Linked DNA regions of Mus musculus: region 2 is linked to region 1. Evidence: chromatin contacts called from ENCODE Hi-C or POLR2A ChIA-PET data. All regions are on one chromosome and are shown on one strand. Each heading gives the region's core, a stretch centred on a gene start or an enhancer-like site at or near the end of the contact. The rest is flanking DNA. Distances are from core to core; before and after follow the strand shown. Region 1 has its middle 3.6 kb from the start of Gm31889. Region 2 holds the start of Wdr19 (WD repeat domain 19).

Evidence for each region. Hi-C counts contacts between places; a loop is a spot of excess contacts on that map. ChIA-PET counts read pairs that join two places held with the same protein, here RNA polymerase II (POLR2A).
Region 2: POLR2A ChIA-PET joins it to region 1 with 12 read pairs in Patski. The contact joins the promoter of Wdr19 here to the enhancer-like site in region 1. A Hi-C loop is called at or near these places in 2 of 37 maps with a recorded cell type or tissue (Patski and mouse embryonic stem cell). POLR2A ChIA-PET finds 5 or more read pairs at or near these places in 4 of 5 experiments (Patski and embryonic stem cell).

What each region holds. Positions count from the first base shown.
Region 1 is chr5:64,873,608-64,878,335 of GRCm38, reverse strand. No RefSeq gene overlaps it. Among named protein-coding and RNA genes, the nearest start is that of Gm31889, 3.6 kb to the left of the region's middle. RefSeq lists an enhancer at 1-1,552. Within about 2 kb of position 2,160, at least 1 of the 3 ENCODE cell types and tissues checked has a DNase peak (open chromatin) inside an H3K27ac peak, as active enhancers do.
Region 2 is chr5:65,197,131-65,201,542 of GRCm38, reverse strand. Wdr19 (WD repeat domain 19) reads right to left here and starts at 1,847. Exons shown (of 37, transcript NM_153391.2): 1 at 1,783-1,847. The coding sequence starts at 1,788.

The DNA of each region.
Region 1 (4,728 bases), core at 911-3,410:
TTGGGGTTGCTGGTGTACTGTGGCCAGGAATTTCATGCATTTCAGCCCTTGCCAAGTCGGGGCATCCTCAGCAGGGCCTGCAAACTCCAGGGAGGCCTGAGAGGGACTGAGCCCTGCCAAGCCCAACAGAGTGTCAAATAACAGGCCTGTTCTTTCCCCACCCTCCACCCCCAGACTCTGGCCTAATCAAAGAGCCATTCAAGCTCCCTCCCCTTTCACTAACTGAGGCCACAGAGGCTAATGCCCCAGGGGCTGAGGCGAAGCAGTCCCACAGGCTCCTGCTTCAAACACACTTGGGTTTGAAACCACAATATACTTGGCTCTCATTTTACACACATTACTTTTTTTTTTTTTTTTTTTTTTGCAAAAGAAGGAATTGGAAGAATGAAAGGGAGAGGTTTTGAGAAATGGCAGAATTCTTTTTTCAGACTAGAGAATGAGGCTAATAAGTGGAAAAACACAACTACTCCTCTGTGCCGGGCCTTGGGGAAGGTTAGTGAGCCAGGGTAATTAAAAACAAATTAAAAGCTTATATCATTTATTCAGTCCCCTTGCATCTCTCAGTCTGGAAGAAAGGAATGGATTTCAGGGAATAGAGTCTGGGAGAACAAAGCCTCTTTAACAATGGGGGCGACTTAAGAAAAGAGACACCTGCTTGTTCTCTCTCAGCATCCCTGTTTGCTTCCATGTGTCAAAGGGAAGCAAGCATTCTGGCGCCCGGCATGGTGTGCCACGCAGATTTGAGTGGTCCCGTATGATTCACTTGAATTTCCCAGGCCGTGTCTCCTTTCTGCAAAGAGCTGGTGAAACTAGACCAGCGGTATCCACCAGTGCTTTCTGAGTCAACAGAACTCCTGTGAAGCCGGCATGAGTGAGCTCTTCTCCCAGGCAAGCCCAGCTGAGCAGTGAATTCTAACAAGTCGGTCCTGACACGTGACACCTCTCTTTGCAACTCCTAGTGGCTACCCTGTGTAGGACTGTCCATGCAAAACTGATGCAAACGTGGCTTAAGAGTTCATTCTTGAACCAAACGTGAGTTACCATGATGCAGAGACATGGATGCTGTTGCTCCAAACAGCGTCCTGCCGTGGAAGGAGTCACGTGAGACTTTACTAGTTACGGAACAAAGACCATCCTGAATCAAGGCACCAACCAAGTACCCTGGCACTTCTCTGCAATAGGTTTCCGCTGCTGTCGGATGGTTTTCTTAGCGTTTGCTTCGATGAGGCTAGTGGTCTGCTAGTAATAGGATCCAAAGGTCATACTTGAGAAGTCAAGGGAACTGTAAGCAAGTCAAAGACAGAGGAGTGGAGCAACTACTAAGGTGACTAACAGTAATCCAAGCTCATGTGGTCAGGATCTGCACCAAGTCTAACTCCACAGCTACAAAGTTCTCATCAGCATTTGACCTTGTAGAATATTAAACAATGACTTGTGCCCCTTCCTTTATTTTACCCTGGGAACTTTCCCTAACAACCCCTCACCCATCTCTTCTCAACTGGCTCAACCCCATGGCCGCCACATAGGTAGGGGTGTGTGAACGTTTCCCAGCAGCACTGGTCTCTCTCAAAAGCACCACTGAAAACCAGAAGAGCATATGTGGCTGGTCAGTACCCCAGGGTCTGCAGCAGTGGCTGCGGACAGGAGGCCAGTGTGGAAGTCACAGCTCACACTTCTCCACGGGTATCTTCATAGACATAAGTGACCTGCTCCTCCAAGCTTGGCATCAATTCCCTGAAGACCATCCCGTGATCTAGATCCTGGCTTGCTCCTTTCCCACATCGCCGGAAGCACCTTAGCTCTTAGTGCATCTCCGGAATGGGGCTGTTGTTAGCTTTTGTGCTCATGGAAAACCCATCCTTTCTCTCATTTTGTGGTCAGGAGACATGGCTTTTCTTTATGAACCCCAGGAGCTGCCAAAGTCCCTGCTCCTCAGAGGTGATGGAGTTTTCCAAAAATGGGAATCAGCGATCTTTCCAGTTTCATAGTCTCTCCTCACTTTCCACTCCCCACCGTGAGGCAGTTTTGCTTTTTATTTTTTTCTGTGCTGAGAACCAAAGCGGGGGAGGGCAGAATCCACAAGGGCCTCAATAGTGAGATCATTGCCAAATGTTTGACTCCTGCAGCTAACTTATAAAAAAAAAAAAAAAAGTCCTGGCTTCTCCGGCTGCTCTCCCTGAAGTCTGTCACCAGGCTGCAAGGAAGCATAAACTGGCCTGCTACACTTCAGTGTGGCATGTGTGTGAGTGTGTGGTGTGCTTGTGTGTGCATTTGTGTTAAGTGTTGCATGTGTGTGAGAGTAAATGGGAGAGTGTGTTTGGGCATGCTTGGGTGAATGTGTGTGTGTGTGTGTGTTTGTACGTGTGTGTGAATGTGTGTAAACGTGTTCATTTGTGACTATGAATGTGTGAGAATGTGTGTTTGTATGTGTGTATATACACGTGAGTGTATGAGTATGCGGGTGGCATTTTGTTTGTGTGAGAATATGTTGGGTGAGTGTTGTGTGTAAGTGTATTTGTGTTAGTGAAATCTGGAGGGTGTGCTTTTGTGAGAGTATTTGTGTGTGGGGGTGAGTGCGTAAATATTTCTCTAAGAGTGTGCCTTTATGTATGTAAATAGTTTATTCATGTGTGCCATATGTATAGTTTGTGTATCTGTATTTGTGTGTGTTGAATGGAACTTAATAACAGATGGACTGTTCTTGAGGGTGGTCTTGCTCAGATGTTTCTTTCGGATACTCTAATTTGCTAGACTGTTTGGGTCTTTGACTCTAGAGCACTGGTTCTCAACCTTCCTAATGCTACAACCCTTTAATACAGTTTCTCATGTTGTAGTGACCCCCAACTGTGCGGTGGTGGACCATATGAGGAAGCCTGGTAAGGTCGAGCTAAGACTTGAAGCCCCAGGGACCCTGAAGGGATGGTAGGAGCCTTGCCTTCTCCCAGCACCAGGCCCCTGTCACATAGCCACAGTCCCCTCATATGAGAAGTGTGGCCATCAGTCCCATAGGGGCAGTGTTCACAAGTCCCTCACAAGTCTTTGAAACACAGGGTTTCAAAGAACAGGCTATATAGCCTGTTACCCACTCAGAAGGCTGGGAACAGATGTATTTAATAGCCTGGTGACTTATTTCACTATCTATGTGGCCAAGACGACACTGGATCTTCCCCCAGATCCTTATTGTAAACATGTCAATCTGTCAATCGAAGAACCTATCTTTATGGAAGGTGTCACATGCTCTCAATCTATAGAACTCATCTTTATGAAAGATGTCAAGTGTACGCTACAAAGAATTTCAATGTAGTCCTAAGTACACAAGACTGAGCTAATTATCACCAGTTTCCCCCACTTTTGCTGTGCTAAAATAGACCTGAAATAAACCACTCAAGGTCACACTCCTGAAGTTTGAACCTACACTGTCTATTTAGTCATGTTCAACTGCTTTTCTTGGCCATGCAGGGAGATTCCACAGCCCCTTTCTTGATTCTTGACTCTACACCTAGAACCATATGGCTAAAGATGCCAAGTTCTGTGGTTTGATGGGTCTTGAGCTTTGCTCCTTAGTTCAAGTACATGTACATCAGCTTTCTGTGGGCAATGGTTCCCATTGCTGCTTAGGTTTTCCTTTAATTCCCTTTCAGAGGTTGGAAGCTGAGCTGGATGGAGTCTCACCCTGAGGTCACCACACCCTTCATTCCATTTAACATCAGGTTTTACTTTAAACGTTTTATCTCCTTGAGCACTGGAGTTAGCTCCTTTTCTTCTTAAACTGGATATTTTGTATTTCTCTTTATCCAGTTTTCTCCTTTTCATTATAGCTCTGCATAAGAGTGGTTATTAATAACCACAGGACTCAGTCAATAATAGGCTGTCTTGGAATCTCCTCAGCCAATGCCATTGATCCAAAACTCATCAATTTAGCCTCAGGCAGATTTTTAGAACAAGGGCAAAAAGCAGCCACATTCTTTGCCAAAATACCACCGCAATAGAGTCTCTACACCAGCTGTATTCCACCCCTCAGAAGACTCTAGGCTGGACCCACACTGCTCTTAGCACTACTGTTTCCCAAGCTTCTCCCAGCATGACTGTGAAGGCTGCTCTTGGGTGTCAACTTGACCACATCTGGAAGGAATTACAACACAGAAATGGAGGGTACACCTGTGAGACACTATTTTTGCTTGGTTTGAAGTGGGCAAATCTACGTATAGTCCAGAACTCTGAGTTAGGAAGACACATGCCTTTTGATCCAGATCTTGAGATAGGAAGACGCGCATCTTTGATTTGGATCTTGAGGTGGGAAGACACACCTTTAATCTGGGCCACACCTTCTGCTGGAAGCCTATATAAGGACATGAAGAAGGAAGCTTTTGCTCTATGCCTGATGTTCCTCATCTTGCTACATCCATCCCTTCACTGGCATTGGAGCCTACTTTTTGGGATTCCACGGTAGACGAAAGACCAGCTCCTATTGTGTAAGCTGTCTGTCTTCCATCATCTATAAACACACATTCCATTAGTCCTGTTTTCCTAAAGAGCACTTCTGTTGAGAAACAGATCATATACAAAGGATTATATTTGATAGGCTTGCACAATAAGAGGGTTAACGGTCCCATAATGTCTGGAGAGTCACACAGTTTAGAAACTGCTCATCCCAAGAACCCGGAGCCTCCAAGCAAGAGGGAGCAGTTATGTAGCCTCATTCCAAAATAATGTAACTTTGACACAGTT
Region 2 (4,412 bases), core at 598-3,097, 320 kb before region 1:
AGATTTGGGGGACTACGTTGAACAAAATTACTATTTAAAAAGCTTGGATAGACCTAAGATGCTTACAGTCCCTTTAAAATTATCTTCATTTACTCACTACTTAAACCTACTTCTTTGTCACATATTTACATTGCATATTTGCTGGGCAATATGTCACTTGGGAAAACTTTACATTGATTCAACCTACTGAGGTCCTCATATCTGCATTAGTTGTAACTCTATATGTCAGATTTCAAAGACTATTAGAAACACAAATGATAGCATGGATAATTTGTTTGTTTTCAGATAAGGTCTCTTTATATAGCCCTGGCTGCCCTGAAACTCACTATATAGATAGGACTAAGCTCAAACTCACAGAGATCCACCTGCCTCTAGCCCCAGAGTGCTGGGATTAAAGGCGTGGGCTGATTCATTGCTACCAATGAATGCTGGCTTTATTGGTATTTTTTCTGTTAGATGCTGATACAAATTTTGGAGATACTCGGCAAAACAAACTGTATTATCACAATGTTATTTGTTTTTTTTAAACAATTTTATTGTTGTTATAAGTTAAAAATTTGAAATTTCATTGACTTATATTATTCTTATATCAGACTGCTACATTCTAGAATACTCAGGAACATGACCCTAGATGAAAAATATTAGTTTTAAATACTGTAGATTAATCAAGCACACCCTTATCTAGGTAGATGCAGCTTAGATACTGTAGCTGAAGACTTGAATCTGAGTGACAACACAACTCCTCCAATGCTATCTGAATAAATGCCCATCTCCCGAAAGCCTGTGTCCTGGAATCGCAACTTAAGATAGAGGTGCGCTATGATGCCAAGCACACACAGGTTTTTTCCAGCACGTACACTCACTCAACGTATTCTAGACCATCTTACTTCTGCGAGTTTGGGAATACATCGTCCTTAAACCTGATTCTATTCCTTTCATGGCAGATCTGTCTTGGGCTGTAATCTTACAGGTTAGTTTTCTTCCACAGAGTTATATCGGTTCTAGGTACAACTCAGATAAAAGTTACAGCTTTCCTAGAACAGCAAAAAGGTTTGCTTGTTGCAGGTCACGGTTAACTTAACTGTAAAGAGAATAGTATTTACTCCTTTCCGACACACCAGAAAGTGAATCATGCAAAGTTATCTGCCAATTCCAATGGACACACAAGAGCTACAGTGAAGCTTTAGGAAAGCTGAAACCATTTTAAACTCGGTGTTTCCATTTCTTTGTCAGAGCAGTGCGGGGGTAAGTACCTCTGAGGTAAATCACAGGAGTGCAGCGGCTGCCCCTGTGGAATTCACAACAAACCCAATCAGAAAACCTGCGTGCAGTGGAGGACGCACACAGGTGTGCAGATTTCTCCATCATGTGTTCTAGCGACCAGGGCTCTGCATACCGGACAGGTCACAGGCCAAGTAATTCTTGATGACTGTTTTAGAGACTTTTGATTCTCCCTAGGGCTCTGGGCCAGTGGCTTGGTTTGCCCAGGATTAAGCTACAAGAAATCGGTAGCGATACCGGTAGTTCGGGCGTACTCAGATCAGGCTTCTACCAGATTCCAGAGGGCACAGGCCTCCCTCAGCCCGCTCTCCAGAGCTTCCTTTCCCTGCATCCTTACAAGCCCATCATCCCCTCCCGCCCGCTCCCGGAGCTCATTCCTCTATCCTCAGCACTTCCGCGGAGGGACAGGGACACAAACTCCTCAGAGTCGCGCTCCGAGAGTTTAGGAAATACAGAGGCTGCCACATCTTCTCAATCCGCTGGCACTTGTAAGTTATTTACCTTCATTTCAAAGGCTCCAGCGACACCCCCGTTCTTGTAAGTGCGCAGGCGCAACAGAACACCCCCGCCCCGCTACCGCGTTCTCGTCACCCAGGAGACCGTGCAAACAGCGACCAATCAGCGAGCGTGGGGCGGAGCTGCCCCCGGAGCCCTCCTTTGAGAGAGATGGGCAGGGTGGGTAGAGTCACGTGATGGAGGTGGAGCTAAGCTCCGGGAAGTTGAATGCTACGAGGGCTGGTCAACTTCCTGCCTGAGCTCTGATTGGGTGAGGCTGCGAGGCAGGCGGGCCCTATGGACAGAAAGGGTCTTGAGCTATGTGAGCAGAAACCACTGGCCTAGGAGCGGTTGTAAAGGAATTCCGGGGGGAAAAAAGCTGGACCCAGAGGTTGGCAAGTAGGAGGCAGGAATTGGCTCATGAGCCAGACGGCTTCTACAAGATCCACTTGTAAAAAAGGCTTGGAGAAACTAATGTATCATTCCTCATTTTTTTTTCTTGCAGGGTTTTTATTTTTGATTTTGCCCTAACGGAGGTGAGGTATGAGGAGTCGTTTTCTTTCAGGACCATTAAGACAATTTTAGCTAGTGTGATCGGGGAGGAATAGTTGAAAAAAATAAAGAAAAGAACTCGCCTGTAGTATTTGAGCCTGGTAAACAAGAAGTTTAGCGGAAGCTAAGCATTAAAAGTTGGCTGGAGGGAGGGAGTGGGATTCTGCACAGTAGCTAAGGTTGGCTAGCTGGGCATCATCACCTCGGGTTCCTAGAATAGAGTTGGGTAATTTTTCACAGCGACTCTCGTCCATGAGATAAAATTGTAGTCAAACCTAAAATGGCCTCAGCAAGAATACAAGATGGAGAAACTTCTGCATTGTCTTGCTCTGTCACAATAGTAACAGGCTAATCAAAAACAAACAAAAAAAAAACAAAAAACCTACATGGTTGCATCAGTAGCTATAATAACAAAGCATTTGACAAAACTGAACATAAAACAAACCCTCAAAATTCTCAAAAAACAAAACCCAACAAGAAAAAGCAAGACAACAAAACCCTGTACCATAGAAATTGTAAACAGTATCTCCAAATAGCCTAAGGCTGATGTACTTAATGCTAAGAATCTTGAAAGTAGTCCCATTAGGAACAAGGCAGGGATGTCCCCTCTTGTGACTCTTTCTCAATTCTGGTGGAAGTCCTAGTTAATGCAATAAGGAGAGAAAAAGAAGCATACTGATTGAGGAAGGAGGTGGGAAAACTGCAGATGACATGACTGAGAGTGTACAGAATCAGTAGAAGAGAGGGAGGGATGTGGGGTAGAGGTAGAGCTAATTATACCAAGCCTCCAGGATACAATCTTAATACACAAAGAGTAGTCACACCCCTCCATATCAGTAATAAGCAGATTTGAAATAAAAGAGCAGTGCCATTTTCATGAGTACCTCTCAAAATGGAATGCAGCTACAAGTCTAGCAACGTATATACATAATGGGTGTGAACAACAGTACAGAACCGAAGATAGATATTAAAAGAGTTCAGAGGGCTGTGAGGTGGCTCAGTGGGGGAGGGTCCTCTTTGCCCAGCTTGACGACTTAATCCCCAGGAAACAGCACAATGCCAGCATAATGTGGAAGGAGAGAAGCAATGACCACAAGTTGTCCTCTGACACAATGGCACACGTGCCAGCACGTATAAGTAAGTGTCATGAGAACAATTTAAAAGGACTATAAAGGAGAGACACCCCACGCTCATGAATCGTAAGAGTCAGGATTGTAAGATAACAGTTTCCCTCCAGTTGGTCTGTAGCTTTAGTGGAACTACGAGATCCCAATCGGTTCACTAACAACTGGATTCTGAAGTCCACAGGGAGACGCAGATGGTGCAGAATAGGAACGCGTCGCTGCTGGGATCACTTTAAGTTTTTAAATGGGTACAGCTACAAATAGCCACTCCATTATTAATTATTTTCAATGGACCAACAAGATAGATAAAGACATTTTCTGCCAACTTCGATCCCAGGTCCCATATGGTAGAAAGAGAGAGCTGACTTCTGCAAGCTGCCCTCTGAACTCCACACATATGCCCTGCACATATTCCTCACTGTAAGTACACAAAGTAAATGTAAAAGAAAAAATTTTGAGTGTGTTTAAGACTAAGTGATAAGGATGATAGAAGAGACAAACACATCCCAGGAAAGATCCAAAAAGATTTAGTCAACTGATCTTTGACAAAGAGCAAGGTCCGAACAGTGTGGCAGCAGGAGTGTCTTCCCAACACAAGGTGCTGGAACAACTGTATGTCCACATGCAAGAGAATCTGAAAAAAGTCTCTCACAAAAATTACTTGAAATCAACTGCAGACCAAATGAAAGATGCTAAATTGGAAATAAGACAATTGTGGTGGTTTGCATATGCTTGGCCCATGGGAAGTGGCACTCTTAGGCTTTGTTGGAATAGATGTGGCCTTGATGGAGGAAATGTGTCACTGTGTAGGTGAGCTTGGAGGTCTCCTAGTGCTCAAGCTCTGCCCAGTGCGGAAGAGAGTCTCCTCCTGGCTGTCTTTGGATCAAGATATAGAGCCCTTGGCTTCTCCAGCACCAGGTCTGCCTGCATGATGCCATGTGACTAAACCTCTGAAACTGT